Regions from separate parts of the Homo sapiens genome. Here region 1 is linked to region 2. Evidence: read pairs that join two places in POLR2A ChIA-PET (ENCODE). Cell type or tissue: PC-9. All regions are shown on one strand.

Region 1 (2,500 bases), 72 kb before region 2:
CGAAATGGCCAGAAGGCAAATTCACAGACACAGAAAGTAGATTAGTGGTTGCCAGGGGCTGGGGGAAGGATCGAATGAGAATGGCTGGTAATGGGTATGGGTTTCCTTATAGAGTGATGAAAATTTTCTGGAATTAGTGATGATGGTTGCACAACCTTATGAATATACAGAAAACCACTGAATTATACACTTTAAAGGGTGAGTCTTTTGGTATGTGAGTTATAGCTCATTTTTTAAAAAATCACATATAAATAATGTGTACATTATAAAGAATAGCCTTAAAAAGTTATAGGGTGAGATTTTAAAAGTCGTAAGTAGACTGAATGCAGTGGCTTACACCTGTAATCCCAGCACTTTGGGAGGCTGAGGCAGGGTAATCACTTGAGACCAGGGGTTCAAGACCAGCTTGGGCAACATAGCAAGACACTGTGTCTACAAAAAAAAAAAAAAAATTAAAAATTAGGCTGGCATGGTGGCCCATGCCTGTGGTTGCAGCTACTCAGCAGGCTGAGGCAGGAGGATTGCTTGTGTCCAAGAGTTCAAGTTTGAGGCTGCAGTGTGCTACGATGGCACCACTGCACTCCAACCTGGTCAACGGACTGAGACTCTGACTTGGCCTTTTGGAGATGTCTTTGCTAATTTCCACTTCTATTGGATTTCCTCTCCAAAGCATGACTCTTTCTTTGGACATAGTCATAAGCAGAGAAGGTTGTAGTTGGTGACGAGGTACCACTTCCAGACCAGGCTCCAGGGAATTTCTTCTAGAATGACAGGCTGCCAGAAACCTTGACTGGGTGCAGTAGCTCAGGCCTGTAACCCAGCACTTTAGGAGGCTGAAGTGGGAGGTTTGCTTGAGCCCAGGAGTTCGAAACCAGCCTGAGCAACAGAAGCTGCAGTGAGCTATGATGGCGCCACTGCATTCTAGTCTGGGCAACAGAGCAATACTCTGCCTCAAACAAACAAAAGGAGAAACTTTATGACATTTTACCTGGGTTTACGAATACTCTAGAAATGTGTCTGCACTATGTCTTGGTTCTCAGTATTAGGGTGTTTAGCTTCCTAATTGGTGAGGACAAAAATGAGACCGACAATCCTCTGACCCTGCCTTCTTTGAACTTGGCCTTTCTCTAGGCGTTCAAGACCCAGCTGTTGAGAGTAGAAAAGCAGAAGAAAGGACCCGAGGTCAGCAAGTGCCCTCCCCACAATGGGGCAGATCTGCCAGCGAGAATCGGTAAGCTCTGGTGTTTCTTTCTTTCTTTCTTTTTTTGAGACGTTTTTGTTCCATCGCCCAGGCTGGAGTGTAGTGGCGCGATCTCGGCTCACTATAACCTCTGCCTCCCGGGTTCAAGCGATTCTCCTGCCTCAGCCTCCCAGTAGCTGGGATTACAGGCATGGGCCACCACACCTGGCTAATTTTGTATTTTTTTGTAGAGATGGGGTTTCTCCATGTTGGTCAGGCTGGTCTCAAACTCCTGACCTCAGGTGATCCGCCCACCTCGGCCTCCCAAAGTGCTGGGATTACAAGCCGCTCTGGTGTTTCTTTAGCTTCTCAGAGGGCTCACATGTACCATAGCCTGCTCAACCTGCTCTCCCTGGCAGAGGGGTGTGTTGGGGTCCATCTTAGAGGAGGGAAAACTCTGACCAAGAGCACAGCAGGAAAGCGTCATGAGGCAAGGCAGGAGCCCCCTCAGACCCAGCCTCTAAGTCTTGGTGCAGCAGGGGCCACTTGTGTTCTGACCAAGGGAAGCCCAGAGGATCGTTCTGTATCCCCCTGGTTAATTGCTTTTTAGACAGTTATGCTGTGAAGTCATCAGTGTGTGCTGGAAATAGGAGTTTGGCTTTTTCTTCTCTAAGAGAAGCCCCCTCTGGCTGAATTTTATATTGCCATGTAAAAATGGGCTTCTGCCCATTAAAAAAAAAAATTTTTTTTTTTTTTTTTTTTTTTTTTTTGAGATAGAGTCTCATTCTGTTGCCCAGGCTGGAGTGCAATGGCATGATCTCGGCTCACTGTAACCTCTGCCTCCTGGGTTAAAGTGATTCTTGTGCCTCAGCCTCCCTAGTAGCTGAAATTACAGGCGTGCGCCACCATGCCTGGCTAATTTTGTATTTTTTTGTAGAGATGGGGTTTTGTCATGTTGCCCAGGCTGGTCTCGAAACCCTGGCTTCATATGATCCGCCCACCTCAGCCTCCCGAAGTGCTGGGATTATAGGCGTGAGCTACTGCACCCGGCCAATTTTTTTTTTTTTTTTTTTTAAATTTTAACAGAGACAAGGTCTTACTATGCTTCCCAGGCTGGTGTTGAACTCCTGGCTTCAAGTGATCCTCCCACCTCATCCTCCCAAAGTGTTGGGATTACAGTGTGAGCCACTGTGCCCAGCCCAGAAGCCCGTTCTTACATCTTAAAGAGCTTTGATTCTCCCCCTGGATGTTGAAATAAACCCTGGAAAATGTTTATAGGATAAATTATGTTCTGAGTAGCGGGCTCATTTCAAATTAATC
Region 2 (2,500 bases):
GCCTACGCCCTGCCAGGAAGCGGGCATGGTATGTGGCTTCCCCTTAACATTTGAATCTCATGTGATACCTGTTGTCTCCCTAAACAGAAAAGGGAGATTTCATTGCCCTGGATCTTGGTGGGTCTTCCTTTCGAATTCTGCGGGTGCAAGTGAATCATGAGAAAAACCAGAATGTTCACATGGAGTCCGAGGTTTATGACACCCCAGAGAACATCGTGCACGGCAGTGGAAGCCAGGTGGGTCCCTGCTCCCTCCGGGTCACCCCGTCGGGCCAGCATCCCCTTGGTTACCTCCAGGAACCAGGCCTCAAAGCACTGGCATCCCAAGCCCCTGGAAGAGGGTTGCTGGAAAGAGTCCCTCATAGATGCATATGTAAAAGGACTCCTGGGCAGAGGATGTGACAGCCTGCATGGGGGCCCTGCTTAAACAGAGGCTCTCCGTCTGGGCAAACTGGTGTAGTGGAAGTGGGCTGCTTGGACTAGCAGAGTCTGGGTTTGAGGAGGGAGGCTCCGCAGCTCTGTTGGGTAAATGCACTCATTCCCTGTGGATCCTGGGGTCGGTTCCCCAGTGCAGGTTTAGCAGAGCCCTGGGTGAAAATGCCCTTTTCTCCTGGTCATTGGCCTCACCCACTTACTGGAGGCCCCGGCCTTGTAGGGTATGGCTGTGGCCTTGTCGGGCAGGAATGAGGTCTCACAGCTCTGGGCTATTTGGGGGCTTCTTGTTACCTGATTTAGAATACCATTGCACAAGCCCTTGGCACAGAAAGCAGAGGAAGCAGGGAAATCACGGTCCCCTCCTTTTACACTCCTGTTGGGGCTCCCCACGCTGGGCCCCCAGGAAGGGCTGCCCTTCCTCCCTGCCCAAGGGGCTGTGGGCATGCCTAGGAAGGGCCTGTCCACCTGCCCCCTCCTCTCTGGGTGCGGGGAGTGGTGGGTCTGTAGCTCACTGAGGACCCTGTGATCAGGGCTCAGGCAGCCCACTGCAGGTTTTCAGTCATTTCTGGGTCCCTAAGCCCGTCGTGGGGCAAGGTGCACTCCTCCTCTCTCCTGTAGACATTCTGGCTCCTCCAGTCTGGCTCGCCTCCTGAGTTGTGGCTGCTGTCCAGCATATGTACTCAGAGCTGGCCAAATGTTTGCTTTAAGGAGGGTGTGCTCACCGCAAGGTTCATGACTAAGATTTCCAGGGAACTCTGGTTCTGGGGTGGACTTCGAGATGAGACCCAGGAGCCTTCTCTTGACTCTACTGTGCTCTTAAGTTCTTGTGGGTGGGACCTGGAGCAAGCCACCAAGCCTTTTCTTTGTCCAAGAGACAAGGGCTAATCCTGGCTAACCTGCTCCCTGGGATTTGGGTTCAGAGCCCTTCAGATTATGTCACAGTGAGTGTCACAGGTGACACTGTCACTAGAGCAGGTGAGCCACTTTATAGTAGGCCACCAAAGCTGGGTGCATCACTACTGGATGGCCCTGCCCAAGGGCTCCCCTGCTACTCCCATTACTGGGGCTGCAGAGACTGGCCCATCCATCTGGCGCCTGCACAAAGGCTGCCAGCTGGTAGGTCTCTTGACCATGCCCAGTTGGCTGCTGCATTGCTTCTCCTTGCAGGTGGCCAGCAGCCCATGGTTTGGCATCCTGCACTTTCTGTTTGGAACACACACTGGCCTATCACTCTGTTTCCCAAGGTCCTTGGGTTGAGCTACCTAAGCCTGGCGCATTCAACACTGAGACTCACCCTGTGCTGCAAACATTCCCTGTGTGTTTTACAAACATTCCCTGTGTGTTTTGGCTTGACCTTTTAGGAGCAAGGTTTGTTAATTAAGGGAGTACCCTCACCTTCTTACCACTGCCCTCTTCGTCTCTCCCAGCCTCTATCCCCATCGTCCCCTCTTCTCAGTCCTAGAATCACTTTATTTCCTACTGTCTCTGTTTCTTCCTCTCCTCCTTTTAAGCAGCCTGAAAAGAGGATGATGACGATAATCATGATAATGTAGTACCATTATAGCAAATTCTTTTTTTTCTTCTTTTTTTTAAGACGGAGTTTTACTCTTGTTGCCCAGGCTGGAGTGCAGTGGCGCGATCTCAGCTCACCACAACCTCCGCCTCCCGGGTTCAAGTGATTCTCCTGCCTCAGCCTCCCAAATAGCTGGAATTACAGGCATGCGCCACCACACCTGACTAATTTTGTATTGTTCGTAGAGATGGGGTTTCTCCATGTTGGTCAGGCTGGTCTGGAACTGCCTGTTCAGGTGTGAGCCACCACACCCAGCCCAGAGCACTTTTAAGCTTTAATAAATTCAGAAGCACAAATGGAACATTCTTAAAATATCACTTACTTAGTTGTGGGAATTTTGAATAGTAAATGTTTTAAGTTTTTGTATTAGCCATCATTTGCCATCTTTAATAAGAGTGACTGAGTCTTTATTTTTATTTTAAATTATTAAAAAAATTTTTTTTTAAAGATGGGATCTTGCCAGGTTGCCCAGGCAGATCTCAAACTCCTGGAC

What was found. Peaks named below come from ENCODE experiments on the same cell type or tissue, not always from the same donor. Only the 100,000 strongest peaks of a DNase experiment are listed, where the experiment ranks them.
Region 1: POLR2A ChIA-PET joins it to region 2 with 13 read pairs; 6 of 35 experiments call an interaction of 5 or more read pairs at or near these places.

Annotation. Positions count from the first base shown.
Region 1 is chr10:69,287,540-69,290,039 of GRCh38, forward strand. It overlaps a transcript of HK1 not described here. Among named protein-coding and RNA genes, the nearest start is that of HK1, 30 kb to the right of the region's middle. In PC-9, no CTCF peak of the experiment used is centred here; no DNase peak of the experiment used is centred here.
Region 2 is chr10:69,359,810-69,362,309 of GRCh38, forward strand. It overlaps HK1 (hexokinase 1), which reads left to right. Exons shown (of 18, transcript NM_000188.3): 3 at 88-236. Among named protein-coding and RNA genes, the nearest start is that of HK1, 42 kb to the left of the region's middle. In PC-9, no CTCF peak of the experiment used is centred here; a DNase peak (open chromatin) is centred at 1,132; H3K27ac peaks cover 1,886 bases.